3 separate regions of the Mus musculus genome follow, and all the other regions are linked to region 1. A link is a loop called in an ENCODE intact Hi-C map of the cell type or tissue named here. Cell type or tissue: heart. All regions are shown on one strand. Each heading gives the region's core, and the rest is flanking DNA. Links, peaks and the distances in the headings are about the cores only. Region 1 holds the start of Rif1 (replication timing regulatory factor 1). Region 2 holds the start of Rbm43 (RNA binding motif protein 43). Region 3 holds the start of Nmi (N-myc (and STAT) interactor).

Region 1 (5,000 bases), core at 1-5,000:
GAAGATGAATTCTTTTTTTTAAAATTATTTATGTATATGAGTATACTATAGCTGTCTTTCAGACACACCTGAAGAGGGCATGGATCTCTTTACAGGTGGTTGTGAGCCACCATGTGGTTGCTGGGAATTGAACTCAGGACCTCTGGAAGAGCAATCAGTGCTCTTAACACCTGAGCCATCTGTCCAGCCCTAGAGGATGGATTCTTTTTTGTTTGTTTGTTTGTTTGTTTGTTTTTCGAGACAGGGTTTCTCTGTATAGCTCTGGCTGTACTGGAACTCACTTTGTAGACCAGGCTGGCCTCGAACTCAGAAATCCACCTGCCTCTGCCTACCAAGTGCTGGGATTAAAGGTGTGCGCCACCACGCCCGGCTGGAGGATGGATTCTTGATCTTTCTCCCAAGTGCTGAGATTCTAGGCATGGAACTCCACTATGCCTGGCTCTGACTCTTCCTGATATATGTTAAATTTTATTAATATTTAATTTTATGTGTATATATAATTTTTTAAAACATTTTATTGGTTTTTCAAGCCAGGGTTTGTGTAGTCCTGGCTGTCCTGGAACTCAGTCAGTAGACTCTGCTGACCTTGAACTCATGCAGAACTGCCTGTTTCTCCCTCCAGAGTGCTGGGACTAAAGGTGTGTAACACCAAGCCTGCTTATTTATTTATTTTTGGTTGTTCGAGACAGGGTTTCTCTGTATAGCCCTGGCTGTCCTGGAACTCACTTTGTAGACCAGGCTGGCCTCGAATTTAGAAATCTGCCTGCTTCAGCCTCCCAAGTGCTGGGATTAAAAGCGTACGCCACCACGCCCGGCTGCCTGTTTATTTTTTAAATTAGTCTTTCTATGTAGTTCTGAGTCTCTGGAAACTTCCTATGTATATCAGGCTGGCTTTAATCTCAGAGTCAGAGATCCTCCTGCTTCTTCCTTCTAAGTGCTGGGATGAAAGGCATGCAGCACCACATCTGCCTCGTTTTGAAGAGGGAAAAAAAAAAGTCTGGCTATGTAGCTCTGACTGGCCTGGTTCTCATTATGTAGCCCAGGTTGTCCTGGAACTCACATCAATCCTACTGCCTCAGACTTGTGTTGGGATTACAGATTTGTGTTGATTAAATTTTCTAGAAATTTTGCAGGTAGTCTGTGTGGGTAAGGGAATTTGTTTTGATTCTAATCTTTCACCCTTTTCTATGAGATAGAAAACACCAAAGAGCAGAGAACTCATTAGCCTAGTAAAATTGCATGTGGAGCTCAACGATTTTACAAAAGCAACACTTGTTGCTCCCAGTACCTTGGACCAACCAGCAGAAACTTAAGTCATTTTAGGAGATCTAGAGCTGGGTGTGGTGGTGCACACCTTTAATCCCCAGACGCGGGAGGTTGGAGGATCTCTGTGTTTGAGCACCCGGGGTCAGGAGAATTTAAATCTCAATGGAAGGAATGTGGGTGGTGGTGGGGTAAAGGACGGAAAGATTCCACGGATTTCCCCACTCCCACTGAATGAAGCTGAAGGCTTGTCAATATTTGCTTTGACTTTTGTGACGGGCCTGCTTTGTAAGTCAGTGAGAGCTGGAACCGGAGCTGTCTTCTACCTCAGCCTTCTGAGTGCCGGGAAACAGGTGTGTACTACCGGGCTTAACTGACCCATAATTCTTGAAAAGGGGGATTTAAAATATGGGCTTCTCACAGGGAAAAGTTAGGTGCTGGTGGGTTGTTGAGAACAAGCGGCAGACTGGAGGTTGGAACCTAGGGCTTCAGTGTGCCAGGCAAATTCGCTAGTAGAGCCTGGCTCTGGGTGGCCCTATTATTCTTTGTTGTTATTTTTACTTTTTTTTTTTTTTTTTTTTTTTAAAGACAGGGTTTCATTATGTAGCTCTGATTGTCCTGGAACTCTTTTATCTGTCTGCCTAGCCAGTTTAAGTGTTGGGAGTAAAGGCGTGGGCCACTAGGTCCTGCTTCCCTGACCTTCTGTGCTTAAAGTTGAAACAATCTTGCGGGTTGTGGAGAGTGCTGAGAGGCACGTGAAACGATTTCAATGATTACCACGTTGTTTAAGGGTTTACTGTCGTTTCTGCCGCACCTGTGTATCCCAGGGCCACCGTCACCCCTCTACACCTGGGGTCCAATGGAAGTAAACCAATTCTAGGCAGTTGCCTCTGAGGAATCTCAAGGCTGAAGGGCGGTATTTTGAAATCTGCAAATCAATACCGCCCATTTCCAGGCCTTTGTTATGCACGCCATGGGTCTCCTTTAGCAACACTCCCCCCCTCCCCCCCGCTAAGAAATGTGCTGCCACTAGTCCCCACTCTCAGAAGCTGAGATGAAGTCAATTTCCTAAGGTCACAGACCAAAGCTTGAATGCGTGGCTTTTGAGGCACCTCCGACTTACTCATTGGGCTGGGGCTTAGAGGCAGAGAGCTAGGTTTAGCAAGTGGACCTCTAGAAAACAAAAACCCAACAACAGCAGCAGCAGCAAACAACAACAAAACAAGCCCAACAGCCTGCCATTCACTCTCAATCAAATGGTTTTGTGGGCTCCTTTGGGAAGCACTGGAGTTTTGCAAACTTGGTCGGCTGAGCAAGTAGCTGGAGTCAGGTGGAGTGGGGCACTAATTTACATCACCCATCTCTAGCCCCGGGCTGGAGGCGATACACACCCCCCGAGGTGCTCCGGGGGCGGGGGCGGGGGCGGGGGCGGGCAGCAGGCCATCGAGCAGCCCGGCGCGCCACCGCCCGTTGGATTGGCTCGAGCCTCTCCCGCCAGGCCTGCCCGGCTCCCGCGCGCCGCTGGGCCCGCCCCCCGCCGCCATCTTGGTCGTGGAGGAGCGGGCTGCACGCGTGAGTAAATAAGCGCGAGCCGGGAGCGGACGGCGGGCCCCGGGGCGGCGAGCTGCGGAGCGGACTTCCCGCGTGGGGGGTGAGGAGCGGGAGGCTCGGCTCGGCCCGGCCGGCGCCGCCTCTGCCCCCTCGCGGCCGTGCTGCCTGGGAAGCGGCGGCGGGAGCCGGGCAGGCGGGAGGCCGGCCTGCGAGCGCGCGGCCCGGCGTGCAGGTGAGGGCGCCGCGCGGGCCGTGCCACCGGTTACTGGGTGTCTTCCGGCCTCGCTGCAGGGTGGCGGCCGACATGACGGCCCCAGGTCGCAGCCCCCTGGAGCCGCTTCTGGAGACTTGGGAAGACCCCTCGGTGCCTCCGGGAGAGCAGACGGACGCCTACCTAACTCTGACCAGGTGAGGCGGGCCGGGGGGACGAGCCCGGGGCGGGAGCCGGGGCAGCCGTGGGGACCCGGCGGACGCGGGTAGTTCGGGGTGCACCGGGCCATTGCCTGCCGAGTGACGTTGCGGGGCGCAGCGGCGGCGTCCGAGGGCTTCTTCGGGGACGAGCGGTTCTGTATTTTTTTGTCTGGCCCGCAGACGGGAAAGCCTTTAAAGAAAAGTTTGGAGTCGAGAGGCGTTTGGAGAGCAGGGCTTTGCCCTGCGAACCTCGGACGCCGTGGGAAAGTTGGCGATCCGGAGTTAGTGGGTTTAGTTAGGGTCTTTGGCTCAGGCTCGCTCCAGTGCTCATCCCCCGACCCCGGCCTCGAACTTGTGGTTCTGCCGGAGTGGTTGAGATTACAGGTGCGCGAGTCAGCAAACCGGCCCCAGAATTGGCTTAAAAAAAAAAAAAAAAAAAGCAGAGCCAGGAACCCCGTTTTGACTTATTTGAAAGGCTTTAGAAAAATTTCTGAATTTTGTTAAACTTTCGTATTTTCTGAGTTAGAAAACATGATTAGGGAAAGGGATTCCCACTTTCTTTTCTCATGTAAAAATTACAAAAAAAGAAAAGAAAAAATACGTTTTCGAGGCCAAAAAGCTTTGAGGCAAGTTACCGCTTATATGTGGTCTAACTTAAAACATTTTTTCTCTATACCTTTAAACTTTTTAAAGAAAGAGGTTAATTCCAAGGGCTTGAAAGTCGTCTTTAAAAACTTAAAACAAAAAGCCAGTTACGAGTTAGAGTGCCTGCGGCTCCAGGTGTTGGATGGCTCTGGAACTGGAGTTACAGGTGGTTGTGAGCCACGATAGGGGTGCTGGGATTGAACACCAGTCTTCTGCCAGAGCCTCTCTGTGTTCTTACCCTGGATCATCTCTCCAGCCCTGAAAGTAATCCTTAAAGTGATGGCAATAACTTTTTGTTTGTTTGTTTATGCTTTCGACTAAGCTTATGTTCTATTTCCTTTAAAGTCGTATGACTGGAGAAGAAGGAAAAGAAGTCATTGCAGAAATCGAGAAAAACCTTTCTCGGCTGTACACGGTTTTAAAGGTCTGTGTTCCTTTCTTAATGACTTCGCACTGCCTCAGTCTGAACCCACTAGACTGAGCCCTTTGAAATCTTTTCTTAGCCTTCCAAATCTGGGATTCCAGGAGCAACTCTGACTAGCTTTCTGATAAAATGGTTTTTCACTGTGGATGGAGCATCATTATCCAGTGCATTGTTAATGCCCTGAATACAAAATATCATCAGTTATATTGATGAGATTATTATCTCAAGTGATTATATATGGTTCATCAGGTGCTCTCAGTTACCTTATGTGTCCTCTCACTTCAGTTCATGTATGTACCACTAAGCTACATCCATAGACCAAGTCTGCTCTTTAAAGCCCCACTTTGCAGGTTAGGAAATCGGTTCATTTGCCTAAAGTCTAAAGTGTCTAGGGTTGTCAGTTCAAAGCTTATGTCTTATTAAAACAATAAGATCTGTGTTTTGGAAGGTCTGAGTAATTTGTCCTAAAATGGCAACTATCTTAGTCTTCCCTTTCGATAGACAGTATTCATATTCATGCTTTTTTGTTTGTTTGTTTGTTTGGGGCAGAGGGATTTTTTCCAGTTTGGGAACCAGGTAGCTTAGCTAGGTGACAATCCTGTCTCTGCCTTCCAATTGGGATTATAGGCTGGCACTGACATACCCCACAGTACGTGTTATTTATTTTTATTTACATTAATTTTTGCTAATTTTGCTTTTTGGAACA
Region 2 (7,912 bases), core at 1,202-6,201, 140 kb before region 1:
GCTTTGGGCTCTCAATGCAAGGACTACTTCAAATAAGATCTGTCTGAGAAAGAAGCCTACTTCTAGCGTCCCAGAAGGACAGCAAATGAAGTGTGTCTATGTAAACACACACAGTGTTCCTTTCACCCTGACAGCCTTAAAAATGAAAGTAAAAGATTAAAATCAGTTCACTGGGACAGACTTCAACCGTTTTCAGGGAGACAAAAATATACACAGATGTATGTAAGGATGAGACAGAAGAAACAACTGTAGAATAAGGAAAGGGGAATTGTGGGGTAAAGGAGACAGTCTGAACAGCAGAACCTTGGGCGTGAAAAAGAGGAACACGCACAACAGGTCATGGATGGCTACCAGTAAAATAATCTCTCCAGTTTGCTCTGAGCACAGTCTAGCCCCAGCTTAGACGCACACACGGGCTTGAGCACACAAGCGCCATAGTGTCAGACGCTGATTCAGACCTCAGTGGAAAGTAAGGATCTTTTTTCTTAAGATACATACATACATACATACATACATACATACATACATACATACATACATACATAAACTCTCTGGAGACTCTAGTTAGCCTGGGCACGCATGAGCACTGCTGATTCTTTTCTGGCATATGAAGAGACCCCAGCCTAAAGATCATGAGTGAACAAAATCTTTTCTTTCTTTTTTTTTTTTTCTCTTTTGGTTTTTCGAGACAGGGTTTTTCTGTGTAGCCCTGGCTATCCTGGAACTCACTTTGTAGACCAGGCTGGCCTCGAACTCAGAAATCTGCCTGCCTCTGCCTCCCGAGTGCTGGGATTAAAGGCGTGTGCCACCACGCCCCGCTAGAGTGCACTAAATCTTAAGTAAAGGGGGAAAGCACAAACAGAAAAGATACCTTTAAGCATCACTAGAAATATTTCCCTTTATGTGACAAAGAAAAATTACACATGACTTAAGTCCAAAAGGGGGGAAACATCTTTAGCCAGCAATTAGCAATTAGACCCTGCTGGAAACGTATATGCTCCTTAGGATGCACCACTGTTGAATTTTAACTTTTAGACTAAACGTGCCAAGTCTTCACAAAAACTCAAAGTGGCTACAAAGAAAATGAAAATACTCAATGCGGTCAATGTAGGATTAAAGCCAGTGTTAATAGAAATTAAAGGGATAATGACACAGTTACATTACAGACAATTATGTAACCTGATACACAGGTTAAGTACGTTATAGAAGGTACAAAAACAACCTGAAGAAAAACTTAAGCAAGATTACAGCACAGCTCCCAAAGTTGAAAATGGAAGAAAGCAGTCATTCCTCCTCACTTACCATAGCGGGATTCAGAAAATGACTAAGCCAGTGGTGGTGATGGTCCAGAAGATGCACGGTCTCAGAATCTCTGCCTTTCACCCGGTTGCTGAGTCAAGACGATGAGATGGCACACAGATCCTATCTAATGAGGTCATTTTTAAGTTTACTTATGTATGTATGACATTCTCAACACACACATCCTATCACTTAAGGCATTACAAAAACTGTATTCATTGAACAAAACATTCCACATCCGACAACACATTGGGCACAAGTGGCAAGCAGAAAGAAATCTGTTGCCCTGAAATTCTGTCCTCTTCAAAACATGTACTGTACAGAGCTGGGAAAATGGCTCAGGGGTTAAGAGGCCTTGCTACTCCTACAGAGAACCTGGGTTCCATTCCCTACACCAACCTGGTGGCTCACAACAGCCTGTAACTCCAGTTCAAGGGAGTCTGACACCCTCTTCTGGCTTTTGAAGACACCAGGCACGCATGTGATGTACATACATACATGGAGGCAAAACACACACATAAAATACGATAAAATTAATTTAACGAATAAAAATGTGCGGTGTTGTCTTTCTGCCCTGCAGCATTCAAGGGGCTTGACAATTCATCCAGTGGGGACTTCTAGCTCAAGGATAAGAAGGTCACTTACGTCATTTCAGAGGAGCTCGGTTTGCATAAAAACCATATTGCTCTACAGAAGGAAACAGAGCATCTCATTTCGAACACATACCACCCACAATAAAATCCTGTAAGACTACAGTAAAGGCCATCCAGGATTAAGAAGCAAGATTAATTCTGGCTAAAGCACGAAAGGCTCTGTGAATGAGAGGCCTTGAAGGCTGGGGCAGAACTGGAGTTGAGACAACAAAATATCAAGAAAAAAGAAGTTTTCAGGCTGAGCAGTGGCAGTGCACACCTTAGATCCCAGCACTGGGAGGCAGAGGCAGGTGGATCTCCATGAGTGTGAGGTCACAATGCTCTATAAAGCTAGTTCCACGACAGCCAAGGCTACATAGAGAAACACCGTCTTGGACAACCAAACCAAAAAGAGGGGGAGGGAGGAGGAGGGGCGGGGAGGGGGGAGGAGGGAGGGGAGAGGAACAGGGGGAAGTTGTTTTCAGCACACAAAGCTGGGGCAGGGATGTGGGGAGGGGGGGGGGGCATGGCTCATGTTGGTCGAATACAAGGCAAAGGGAGACCTCCTGAAGATAAAATTCTCAAAACTGTAAAAAGTTAAAACTTACTGGGTATATGACAAAAAAGACACTTTAATGGAAGTAAACTATTTGTCTTCTAGATGGTATAGTGAAAAGATGAAAATATACCTCAGTCTAGTCCTCAGACACTTAATGCAATTTCCCTTACAAGAGGAACTTTTCAGACTTCCAGCCTGTGTGACTTCCTGGCTTTTATCTCTGCAGCACAGTTCCCTGACAGCCCACGCCAGCCTCCTTGGTAAGTGGCTCATGAACTACAGACCTTCCAGCCATTCATCAATATCAAAGACAAATATCCATTTAAGCTCAGGAGAGCTCCACACCTCATCAGCACTAATGCGTTTCTTAATTCAAGTGTCTACGCACACGTTATCTTTAGAATCACCTTGTTCTGCAAGACCTCACTTCATTCCGTGGTCTCGTCAACGTCCTGCACATCCTTTCTTCACTAACTCACTTAAGTCTGAGGACATGTGGCTACATGCCTTCTCCTGAGACCCGTTATAAGCAGAGAATGACCTGTCTTCCTCTGTGCACAGTGAAGAAGAAAAACAATCCACTCAAAGACTATGAAATACGGGAATTTCAGCAGAGGTGTGGTGCCATTTTACAGTTTCCATGCTCTGCTTTAAGAAGCTCTGGCCTTGATGTCAGAAAGGAAGGAAGGAAGGAGAAAAAGAGGGAGAGAGAGGGAGACAGACAGACAGACTGACAGTGGTGTAAAGTAACACTTTCTTCTTAAGTGTGGCACTAAGAAGAAATATTTCATTTGCTGTTTTGTTTTCTATTTGTTTTCTCAATAGTTTATTTTCATGCACTATACCTTGACTCTCACCAAGTAAAACACACACACACACACACACACACACACACACACACACACACACACACACACACACACACAAAATCAGGTAAAATATATATAGAAACTCACGCACTCACTGTAACAGCTCCAAAACACAGTCATCTAGGCAAAACCCCGGGTCCCTGGTCAAAGGCCTAGCTCTGACGGAGAGAGGGACAGCAAGCCAGTGCCTTCAGCTCAGACACTTCTTACTGGCTCCTTCCAGTAGTTAGCCTCCATTTCTGGGTCACTGTCCTCGCCCCCACTCCTAACCGCAGTCCCGCCCAAACCACCTTCCGGACAAAACCCGTGAGTCCCTGCCTATTGAGCAGGGGCGGGTGAGAAAAGAGGCCGTATCCCCACGCGTGGGAGCCAGACCTGCTGCGCCCGTGACGGCCACTTCGGGGCGCGCGACCGCGCAGGACACGTGCTCCGGGACCCTCGGCGCGCCTTCCTGCACTGCAACCCGGGGAAAAGCGACTTGCCAGGCCTCGGAGATGTTCGAGCAGCGGGAGCGCTAAACTGGAGGTGAACGGGTTCCGCTTTCGCTTTCCAGTTCCGTTTCCTTGGAGACTCAGTTTGGAAGGGCGGAGCCCGGCTGGGTCGGTCCCTTGGCGCCTTTGAGGTACCTGTGCAAGATGCCCCAGGGGCATCTGGGCTTCTCTCCAAACTCATTCCTAGGCTTTGCCCCGTCTCTCCAGCGCATTCTCAAACCCGATCCCCGACACTTCCTTCCCGCCAGCAGGGTCCGCCCAGGCTCATCACCGGTGGAACGCAGAGCACATGAAGAAGGTACCCTGCTGCCCACAAAACTCAATCACTTGGCCGAATGGCCCTGGAGCCTGGGACACAAGAAATCTAGCCCAGTAAAATCAAAGAAATATAAAGGCAAAAGCAGAGCACGAACTCCCTTGTAAAGAAATAGAAACTGAAATTGGGAGATACCAATTTTCAACCGGTGTGCTCAAATTAGCAGATCCCACAAACCAGTTTAGATGCAAACATTTCTAAAGATTTGGACATCTCTCAGGGACTCAGAATACAGCTCCCCACATAAGCACTTTAGCTTGCCCTATTCCTGAAGCCAAGTCCCTCTGACCCCTTCCTGACTCTCTCCTGCATTTTTGTTGACCCTAAGCCAGTCACAGAAAACAGGATTCTTCTTCCCCAACGTTGGGTCATATAAAATAGACACCTCTCGTCCCAAACAAGCTATGAAACATACTCCCCTCTCTCTGAGGGAAGTCCCATTCCCGCATTAAGGAATGCTGCACAGAGCAAAGATGAATCCAGACAGGCTGGGATGGCTAATCTTGACTGTCAACTTGATTAATTTGGGAAGAGGACCTTCAACTGAGAAACTACCTCTGTACTGTAGGCATGTCTGTGGCATTTTCTGTCCTTTTTTCATTTTTTGGTTTTTCGAGATAGGATTTCTCTGTGTAACTCTGGCTGTCCTGGAACTTGCTCTGTATACCAGGTTAGCCTCGAACACAGGGATATCTGCCTGCCTTGGCTAGAATTAAAGGGGTGTACTGCCGCTATTGGAGTGTGGCATTTTCTTGATTGCTAATTTATGCAGAAGAGGTGAGCCTCCTGTGGGCGGTACCATCCTTAGGCAGGTGAAAGTGAGCAGACAGGAAGTGGTCAGCAGCAGTTCCGCCAGGCTCCTGCTTCAGGTTCCTGGCTTGCGCTGCTGTAACCTATAAACCAAAATAGACCTTGACCTTCCCAGGGTGCTTTGGGTCATGGAGTTTATCCAGCAATAGAGAGCAAACCAGAACAAGAAAGCGAACTTCTGTCCAGTCACAGTTCCCAAAGCTGTCCAATCTTTATCTACCTTGAGCATAAAAACTGTATTTTTCGGGCCTCTGGCTGTTTCTCTCGGATGACCTCTGTGTCACATTCAATGGTGATAAGCTATTAATAAAATTAGTATGCTGTTCTGATGCTCTTCTTCTTTTCAGTAGGATTGGTAGCCGTGACCTTTACCGTGACTAAGGTAAAGGTCTTCCTGTTCTAGCATTATCAAAATACAAAGACATGCAAGCGTGTAAATGTGCAATTATCCTCAAACTTAGCAGCTCTACTCTTGGAAGTTCCCTTCCAACACTAGTGCATGAGTGACCCCAAGAGGCCGGACAGAAATGAATATATGCTGCTTGTAGTGAGGAGTCCACTCAGCTCACCAATGAAAGGACCTACTTACATACTTGATGGTACTTCACAGCTATGAAGATTTTAGGACAGAATGAGATAGGTCTCCTCTCCATGTAATTATATAGTTCCTCAATTTATAGTTTATCTCCAGATCTTCCTGTCTCGGCCTTCAAAGTGCTAGGATTTCAAGCTGATGCCACCATGCTGACACATCCCCACTATGCCAATTTGAATGTCTAATAAAGTGTAATGAGAGCAAACAGAAAGAACACTTTTTTCCCCTATGTTTTGGATTGAAGCCAGTGCCTGTGCACGAGAGGCCAGCACTATCCTCCTGACTCCCTGCTTCCTACTCTATCAGCTTGCTTACACCCCCACATTTATGTTCTTGATACAGCATGGTGTCTTCCTTTCCTTTTGCTGCAATCAAATCCCTGGACATAATCAGGTTAATGGAGAAAGGGTTTCTCCTGGCTCACAGTTTCATCTGCAGGATGGCAGGAACTTGAGACAACCAATGGCACCACACCCACAGACAGGAGCAGAAAGCAATGGACTAACAACTGCTTAGCTTGATTCCTCCTCTCTTATGCAACTTATGCGACCCAGGATCCCTTGCTCAGAGAACAGCGCCACCACTATTATAACCACAGAGATGCAGTAGCCTAGACAATCCCTCACTGAAACGTTTTCTAGGCGATTCTAGCTACATTGTGTCAAATGTGTCGTGGTAAATTCCCAACCCAAATAACCCCGTGCAAAGAAAACACAACTCAATTAGTATGAATATAAGCTGCAGGCCTAGGTTGGGCAGATCTCCCACTGCACTACTCTATTCTCCAGCTGTGAGATCCCTTATAACTTGTGGGTTCCCTAAACCTCCTGCTTTTGCTCCATTTTCCTTCCAACTCCTCCTCCTCCATCATCCTCTCTTCTCTCCCTCTCCTCCTTCTCCCTAAAACTTTTTAGCTCCACCTTCCCTTCCACTGCCAATCACCTGCTCTAGCCTTTATTTTGCAAGTTAAAATGGGCAGAAAGCTCACAAAACGTTACCTGAGTATTTGATTCACTCCTTGTCCCAGGCAGCCCCTCTTGGGGAAGCAGAATTAGCATCAAAATACAAGCAGCACCAGAGCAATCCACAATACAAATTGGCAAAACTAAACTTAATATACGATCATAAAGACCCTTTCTAAAGTTTTAAAATATTGAAACAATGTTTGACATTTTCATAAACTGCATTCATGTTGGCAAAAAAAAAAAAAAGAATCACAAGATGACACTGTAAGAAGTTTCCCCTCTCCCTAACATACTTGGGAATAGAAAAAGGGAAATTTTCTTTTTTCCAAGTCTGATTATTTATTTATTTATTTATTTATTTATTACCCTTTAAGAGTTATTTTTGAGTGGACTCGACACTTAAGTAGAAGTCCTCAGCTTCCTTCATTTGCAGACAAAAGTTTAGTGTAGTCTGCAGCCTGCTCTTTGTTTTTGCTGCCCTGTTTCTTCAGAGCTTCATGAACTTTTGTGTGGTAGGTCATGTGGCGTAACAAGACGCCAACTCTTAGGGGCTTTGGTCTTGGGCTTCCTGCCTTCTCTGTTAAAGGACATCCTGCCAACATACAAGTGGACATCATTGTCTTTAGAGAGATTGGAGTTTTCAGATTCTGCGAGTTCTTCAGGGCCTCAACTACCAAGACACAGTGGTGTCTCTCAGCTTAGTAGCACCCCTCTCTCCTTTTTCTACAATATCCACATTGAGAACATCACCCACAATCCATCCCTGGGCAGATTTGTGTGCTTTGGTCTTTGGTCTCTACAAGAATGTCATTTTCTCAACAACAAAAGAGGGTCTGCTGTGGTCAAGACACCCTGCTTCATAGGAAAACCTTGTTTATCGTTCCCACCACTGATTCAGACCTCGTAGCCCTCCCATCCTTCATCTAGAACATCACCAGGAATGTCTGCGACTCTTGGCTTCTCATAGAAAGTACAAAGTTTGTGTTCACTGTCCACTGTGGCGCATTTCTGACAGCTGGTGGCTGGGAAGGATACTCAGCTTGATCTTGACACAGCCCACAGCTCAGGAGGCAGCACAGAAAGGGGTGAGGACAAAGCAAAGGGGAAATTTTAGTCACCACCTCTTTAATAAATTTTAGACATATTCTCTCTCTTGCATGTGTGTGAAAGAGAGGTGTGTGTGTGTGTGTGTGTGTGTGTGTGTGTGTGTGTGTGTGTGTGTGTGTGTGGGCGGGGGTGGGGGTGGAGGGGTAGGGCCAGTAAGATGTCTCAGTGAGTAAACGTCTGGCGAGCCTAACAACCTGAGAGGCTCCTCATGGTAAAAGGAGATAACAGACTCTACAAGTTATCTTCAGATCTCCATATGTGCTATGTAG
Region 3 (7,912 bases), core at 1,140-6,139, 100 kb before region 1:
GAAAGTAGAGGGGAGAGTATTTGGAGAAGAGGGACTCAACAAGAGGGACACAGGAGGCCAGCCAAAGCAGCGAGAGAGCAGTAGCACACATGTGAAAATGCCATAGAGCAAACCCTTTCTTTGTATGTGAACTGAAAACTAATTCAAAATAAATTTTAAACAAGAGTAATTTCACAGTGCAGGAAACCCAGCATAAGGGATCAAAATTAGATCCTCAAAATAAATAATAGGCTAAATGGCCCCTGATAGGCTGGACTAAGCTGACGAGACGCCGTGACCAAGTATGCACAGTCTGAACAAAATCAGGAAGAGGTCGCAGACAAACTTAGAGTCAGACGCTGTCTAGGCTATAATTTGTCTGTTTTGATTTTTTTATTTAAGTGAATTTTTTTTCAAGAAAGATGGGAAAATTTCCAGGTTAAAGGAAACTACAGAAACACAATTATTGTAATCTATGAAGCTCATATTGGGACAAATGGTAAAATGATTAGATGTTAGTGAATATCACAAATTAATTTCTTGATTTTTTTCAGACTGTGATATACTCAAACAGGAACTTCCACCCAACACCCTTTTAGTAAGAACTATACACTGAAGTATTGCTGGATCAAGCTCATTAGCTTGAAAATCTACTCTCAAATAATCCAGAGAGAAATATCATTTTATATGACATGCAACTTTTCTATAAATGTAAGATAATTTTAGATGCATTCTTTAAAATTACATAAACATATGCATGCATCTAAGATCTAACAGTCTAACCACAACTGAACCCTCAGCCTTAATTAAGCAGATCCTTAACTCACAAAGATCTGTTCAAGGGTCCTTCGCTGCCTCAACCTCCACCAAATGAAATCCTTTGGTTCTTCAAGGATCATAGCAAACCTCCAGAAAGTTCCTAAAGCTTTTTCTGACCTTCCCAGAGGACATTAGTTCTTCTTTATTGCTTACAAGGCACTTTGATTACATGTGTCATTTTCTTTGAATAATCAACAAATTTCTAAAGACTGGGATTACAGGCAGGCACGCCTGCTCACATTTATGACAGGAACCTATGCAACCAAGAACTGTGCACGTTACACTGTGCATTTTATATTGGATATTTTTTCTTCCCAGGAAAATATATTCATGTTCATATAGATATTAATTCCTCTTATTACATTTCTTAAGAAAGAAATTATAACATTTATAATTGTTTTTAAATATTGTTATTAAAACACCAATATTCTTCTTTTAAACATTTTTTAGATTCATTTTGTTTTTTTTTAAGATTCATTTATTTATTTTGATATATTTTTATATATGAGTACACTGTCACTGTCTTCAGACTCACCAGAAGAGGGCATCGGATCCCATTACAGATGGTTATGAGCCGCCATGTGGTTGCTGGGAACTGAACTCAGGACCTCTGGAAGAGCAGTCAGTGCTCTTACCTCTGTGCCATCTCTCCAGCCCAAAACACCAATATTCTTAAAATCTCTTGCTGTAAGTGGTCTATTACATAGCGCCCCCAGAATGTGTTCATCATATTTCTCATCTAAATATTTTCCCTTTCACACTGTGTGGAATATGTGGTAATTCTTCCCTTTCAAGCAATCTTATAGTAAGCAGAAAAATGACACCTTCAAAGACATCCATGTTCTAGTCCCAAGAACTTGTGAAAACATTAGATTACACTGCAGAGAAGATTTAAGGCTGCAAACTGAATTCAGGATGCTGATTGTAAAATACAGAGGTGGAACCTGGAGAGATGGCTCCAGGGTAAAGAGCTTGCTGGGTAAGCACTGGTACTTCCCATCCTGGGCAAGGTTCGAAGGTGTCCTGAAAGTCACTCTCAGTCTAGCCAAAGTCCAGGTCCATTGAGAGAGCCTGACTCAGAAATTAAGGTGGAGCAAAAGAGAAGACAATATCCAGCCTTCCACCTCTGGCCTCCACAGGTGCATGCTCAGGTATGTACACATATGCACGTGCTAGCCTGCGCGAGTGCACACACACACACACACACACACACACAATATGCAGATCATCCTGCATTGTGTGTGAAAACTTAACATGATCCAGAAGGCCCTCTAGAGTAAGAAGGGGATAACACCAGAGTTAGACTGAACACAGAAACATGATCAGAGAAGCAATGCTGGTCCTAACTTTGGAAATGGAGACGGAATGAGTTCATCCCGAGAGAGCTCCCAGAACAGAAGACAGCTCTGCTAGCCCTTTTACTTTATCCAGGGAGAGCCGCAGATGCCTACAACTGACACACAGACACACACAGACACACACGGGCACACACGGATACACACAGGCACACACAGGCACACACGGGCACACACAATCTAATTTTAAAATAGTACTAAAAGTAAGTATTTTTAAATTGAAAAGTGTGTACATGCACACACATGTATGCATAAGCCACCAAGGCCATGTAATTTATTATGGCAGTAAACTTAAAAAAAAATCATCTCATTTTCCTAGGGATACTTATATCGGGGGGGGGGTGCGGGGGGCGGGTACACAGAGTTCCTGGCAGCATAAAGAAGGAAGAAAATGGGCTGGAGAGATGACTCGGCGGTTAAGAGCACTGACTGCTCTTCCAGAGGTCCTGAGTTCAATTCCCAGCAACCACATGGTGGTTCACAACCACCTGTAATGGGATCCGATACCCTCTTCTGGTGTGTCTGAAGAGAGCTACAGAGTACTCATATACATTAAATTAAAAGAAAGGAAGGAAGGAAGAAATTATAATGTATCCATGTTGTATAGACCAGAAACAAGTCAAAAGATGGATACAATGTTAACAATTAAAAGATCCTAATTGAATTTCTTTTACAATCAGGGCACACTTGATTGAATAAATCGAGTAAGTGGTCTGTCTGAGTGTAGTGGCACAGGTCTGTAACAGGAGGATCAAGAGTTCAAAGCCAGCACAATGTAAATAGAAAGCAGTTGCCTCAAATGTTTTCACTGCTATGCAGAAGTTTGCTTTATAGGCAGAGAAGAAAGCTGAAAATGCAGAAACTGAACTGATTGGTTCACAGTTAAGTTCTCTGCAAGTCAGGGCCGGGGAGACCGGAACAGAATAACTGATTGGTGAATGTTCAAGAGCTTTTTGTGGGGAGTAAAGGAGAGGTGATTTCATTCTCTGGCCCAGTGGAACCTGCTGCTTTCCCTCTCTCCTGGCTGGACAGGACACAGGAAGTTTCCTTCGGGGCACACAAGGTAGCTCGGGTGCCTTTGGAGCAGGAGTCCTCTTAACCCAAACCAGTGCCCGCTAGAACTTACATTGAATATTCTCCTTTCAACATCTCCTTCCAAAAACAACAACAACAACAACAACAACAACAACAACAACAACAACAACAACAACTTACATATTCTGAAAAAGTGAGGCAGGACTACAGAACTCAGCACCTGCCAAAGAAATACAAATAATAGTCTTCCTGAGAAATCCATTTTTCTAAGAACCTTCTGGAGCCAGTCCCAATGACTGTAAGTTTCCTTTTCCCAGGAAGGGAAGCAACCCATGGCCGGAGCGCCTGGAGCGGGCGAGTCTCCAGGCAGCGCACTGGGGACCCAGACCCCGAGTCGCGGCGCTGGAAGCCGCCGCCCACCGCGCGCCGGGTGGAGCATCCCTGAGCGCGGGTGGTGGGACCGCAGGGACGCGGCGGACCGAGGATGGATCAAGCACTCACCCGCTCGCTGCGCAGCTCCCGGAAGCCGGTGCCTTAGAACTGAACTCTACCTCGAAAACACTAACCTGGCTTCAGCGACGAGCAGCGCTCAGTCCCAGGCCTTACTTTCACTTTCGGTTATTAGAAACAGGATGCTTCTGCTCCATGCCCTGAGGACTTCGTCCAGGGCGCCATTGCTGCTGTCTCTTATTATTGGCAGTAACTCCGAGACCTGCTTAGAAAAGCTTATTTATGTGCATTATGCGGAACACGCTGTTGAAAAGCTGGATGGAAACCAGAGCTCTCTATGCAAATCCTCTCTCTGTAACTTTTTAGACGGTTATAAAGTTTGACACAAGCACAAGATAAACCAGGAAGCTGAGAAAGCTGCTTCCTGGGTTGGATTTTATGACCCTTGAAAGTTTTCTTCTAAGCTTTGTTTTTGTTGTGAAGATTTTGTAAACAAACACATCGCTAGATGTGAACTTTTCCTTTGCTAGAAAAATAGCTGGCTTCCGTCAAGAACGGCAGTGTTCCCTAATCCTACATCAAGAACTGGTTACTCCACAGCTAGGCAGCACATGAGCACAGAGCTGTGGAAGACAGCAAAGAGCTATCAGGGCCTCCCTTCTACATGGTGGCGCTCTATATCTGTGCATACTAACTAACGGCTCGGAATAAAATGATGCACTTGGCAGAAGCAAAATTCTTTCCATCAAGAACAGTGATGGAGCCGGGCAGTGGTGGCGCACGCCTTTAATCTCAGCACTTGGGAGGCAGAGTCAGGTGAATTTCTGAGTTCGAGGCCAGCCTGGTCTTAAGAGTGAGTTCCAGGACAGCCAGGGCTATGCAGAGAAACCCTGTCTTAAAAAAAAAAAAAAAAAAAAGTGATGGGGCCCCTAGTTGGTAGCAGGATCTCTGTGAGTTGAAGGTTGAAGGCCAGAGTTCCAGAACAGCTAAGGCTACACAGAGAGACCTTGTCTGGGTAGGATGTGGACACGGGGAGGGGGGTGGGGGTGGTGAAGGCAGTGATAGGACCTACTTTTCAGTGACACCAGAGCCACATAGTAAGACCCTGTCTTTTAAAACAGGTTAAGGGTTTCTTTTGAGTTGTCAGCCCAATTAGAAAGAACAAACACTCAGTGAGTGGTGCACTGGATAAGGAATGGGGCTATCCGGACGTAATACACAGGGGTGGGTTTCCCCTTCGGAAAGGAGATGGGGAAGGGCTGAGAAGATGTGAGAGGGTGGGACTGGGAGGAGAGGAAGAGTTGATGTTGGGATATAAAGTGAATAAACAAATTACTTATTTTAAAAAAGAAACAAGTGGGGGCCTAGCAAACACAGAAGTGGATGCTCACAGTCAGCTATTGAATGGATCACAGGGCCCCCAATGGAGGAACTAGAGAAAGCACCCAAGGAACTAAAGGGAACTACAACCCTATAGGTGGAACAACAATATGAACTAAGCAGTACCCCGGAGCTCTTGTCTCTAGCTGCATATGTATCAAAGGATGGCCTAGTCGGCCATCACTGGAAAGAGAGGCCCATTGGACTTGCAAACTTTATATGCCCCAGTACAGGGGAACGCCAGGGCCAGGAGGGGGGAGTGGGTGGGTAGGGGAGTGGGGGGGGGTGGGTATGGGGGACTTTTGGGATAGCATTGGAAATGTAAATGAGGAAAATACCTAATTAAAAAAATTTTTAAAAAAAGAAAGAAAGAAGTGGTCTGAGTATTACTTAGGTTTTCTTCTGAATTTGAGCAGGACCATGAATATGTCAATTAAAACTCATAAGAAGTCATTGATTTGGACTGAGTTCCAGAGCAAAAGCGAAGTCACTTATGCTGAAATCCCAGGTTGCCAAAAAGAAAGTTATTGTTCCGAGAAATCAGCTGAGAAGTCACAGCCAAGTCCCTAAGCAAACCAGTTCTACACGGCAGAATAATAGCTTTAACCTTTACAACACAAGATCTTTAAAACGGCCTTTGGGGTGCTAGAGAGATCACTTAGTGATTAAAGGCACTCGTTTCTGTTGCAGAGACACTAGGTTCTATTCCCAGCTCCACACAGCCTGCTGTCACTTCTGTTCCAGAAAATGAATGCCCTCTGTGGCTTCTGTGGGCAGACTAGAGATGCAGATACATGAAGACAAAACACAAACCCATTAAATAAAAATAAATCTAAAAATGTGTTTTTTAACAGCATGCTTGGGTGTTTTTGGGGGGTACATTCTTCAGCCACCCCCTTGCTTTTTTGATCTATGAAACAAGTATCTGCCCAACTTGTCAGACTCTGATTCTAGAATCACAAAAAGTCAACTTGGTTTTTAAACTAAAATAGTTGTAATTTTTGTCTTTGGACAAAAAATGAGTTATTTAGTAAATTTTTCATCCTGTCCTTATCCTTGTTTTGGAAGGAGATATATACTAGGAGGCATAAGAATGACCACAAAGATCTAATCTGATGTAGACTTAAGGAGAAGCTAAGGGATGGGTGGGGAGGAGACTTTGAGACACAACCATCCTTTGCTTTTGTCAGTGTTGGGACGAGGGGGACGGTGCCAGGTGCCACGGGAGCTTCTAGATGATCCCCTCCCATCTTTCCCTCCCACCAAAAAGTGGGAGTACAAGAAATACAGACATCAGTGGGCCACTGCATCTGGCTTTTTTATCTGGGCTCTGGGATGGATCTAAGTCGTCAAACATTTTTACCTGCTGTGGTGATTTGAATATGCTTGGCTCATGGGAAGTGCTACTATTAGGAGGTGTAGCCTTGTCAGAGGAAGCGTGTCACTGCGTAGGTAGGCTTTGACGGTTCCTAATGCTCATCAAGCTCTGCCCAGTGAAGAAGAGTCGTTCTCTTTCTGGCTGCCTTTGGATCAACATGTAGAGCTCTCAACTGCTCCTTTTCCAGCACCATGTCTGCCTGAACACTGCCATGCTTCCTACCATGATGATAATGGACTGAACCTCTGACACCGTAAGGCAGCCCCAACTAAATGTTGTCCTTTATAAGAGTTGCCTTGGTCATGGTGTCTCTTCACATAAATGAAACCCTAAGACATATAACTCATTTATAAACTATGTCTTTAGATGTGATTAGGGAATGCTACATGTTGGGTTTCCTTTTAGAGAGTTATAGTGTCCACTAACCTACTGAGAGTCTCAGGAGTACTGCAGGGGAAAATTAAGCACACGTTACAATTTTTTAACTTTAGCCTGGACATGGTGGTACACACCATTAATCCCAAGAATCAGAAGCCAACAGATCTCTGTGAGTTTGAGGACACCCTGGTCTAGTTAGCAAATTCTAGGCCAGCCGGGAATACAGTAACTAATACAGGGATACAGTGAATAATTATAAGAATAATTTTACTTTACTCAACCTGGAATTTGGCAGACTACTATAGTCAAACATTTCTTTTCAAGAAACAGGTATTAAAATCTTAGATAACTATTTATTTATTTATTTATTTATTTATTTATTTATTTATTTATTTTTGCAGTACTAGAGAGCAAACCTAGGTCTTTATATGTTCCAAACCATTTCTCTGCTACTGAGCTACAACCCCAGCCCCAAAACCTTGGGAAATTTCTGCTGGAGCATTTGAGTACTCCTTATCACATTCCACCAGATAATGTATATAAAGTGTCTGCCTCGTCCTCACTGAATACAACATCTGTAGCTTAGGTATCACAGGAAAATCTCACAAACATAGATGGATATTCTGTAACACCTCTGTCTCCCTCACCAAATAGAATGAACTCTCCCCACACAGTCCATAACTACAGAGAAGTGGGGAGCAGAGGGGGGCCTTTACAAAGTGTAATGTATGCTATACAGAGTTGAGAGAACAGGAAGAGTAGAAAACAAGGCAGAGAGGAGGGCAGGGCAGTTTCCATCACGGAAGTTGTAAAGAGCATATTGGTTCTCAGAAGTAGAGTTGGTGAACTGAGACAAGAAAATCAAGAGAAAAATCTCCAAAGCCTGTGCAATGGACAGATTGTCTGTATAACCTAAGATTCACATGTTAAAATTCTGACCCCTCCCCTCAAGTTGGCATTATTAAGGTTGTGGTCCTTGGCAGAGGATTAAATTAAGGAAATCGATATGAATAAGAAAGATTAGCACCCTTATAAAACAGGCCCCAAAGACTCTTGGCCCCTTTTACCATTTAAAGTAACATCTGTGAGTCAGGAAAAGCATTACTTATCTTCACTCCCTAACACTGAATCTTGTAGC

Evidence for each region. Peaks named below come from ENCODE experiments on the same cell type or tissue, not always from the same donor. Only the 100,000 strongest peaks of a DNase experiment are listed, where the experiment ranks them.
Region 2: it touches region 1 in a loop (4-fold over the local background); 14 of 42 quality-filtered maps call a loop at or near these places.
Region 3: it touches region 1 in a loop (4-fold over the local background); 15 of 42 quality-filtered maps call a loop at or near these places.

Annotation. Positions count from the first base shown.
Region 1 is chr2:52,070,032-52,075,031 of GRCm38, forward strand. It overlaps Rif1 (replication timing regulatory factor 1), which reads left to right and starts at 2,806. Exons shown (of 36, transcript NM_001355415.1): 1 at 2,806-2,835; 2 at 3,106-3,222; 3 at 4,216-4,294. The coding sequence starts at 3,119. In heart, for the core only: a CTCF peak has its summit at 2,946 (motif pointing left); a DNase peak (open chromatin) is centred at 2,800; H3K4me3 peaks cover 2,590 bases; H3K27ac peaks cover 1,663 bases.
Region 2 is chr2:51,931,098-51,939,009 of GRCm38, forward strand. It overlaps Rbm43 (RNA binding motif protein 43), which reads right to left and starts at 4,066. Exons shown (of 5, transcript NM_001141981.2): 1 at 3,735-4,066; 2 at 1,303-1,426. The coding sequence starts at 1,305. It also overlaps the pseudogene Gm13495. In heart, for the core only: a CTCF peak has its summit at 3,765; a DNase peak (open chromatin) is centred at 3,804; H3K4me3 peaks cover 2,333 bases; H3K27ac peaks cover 1,333 bases.
Region 3 is chr2:51,969,220-51,977,131 of GRCm38, forward strand. It overlaps Nmi (N-myc (and STAT) interactor), which reads right to left and starts at 3,989. Exons shown (of 9, transcript NM_001141949.1): 1 at 3,690-3,989; 2 at 3,369-3,408. In heart, for the core only: a CTCF peak has its summit at 1,335 (motif pointing right); DNase peaks (open chromatin) are centred at 3,132 and 3,702; H3K4me3 peaks cover 1,337 bases; H3K27ac peaks cover 1,389 bases.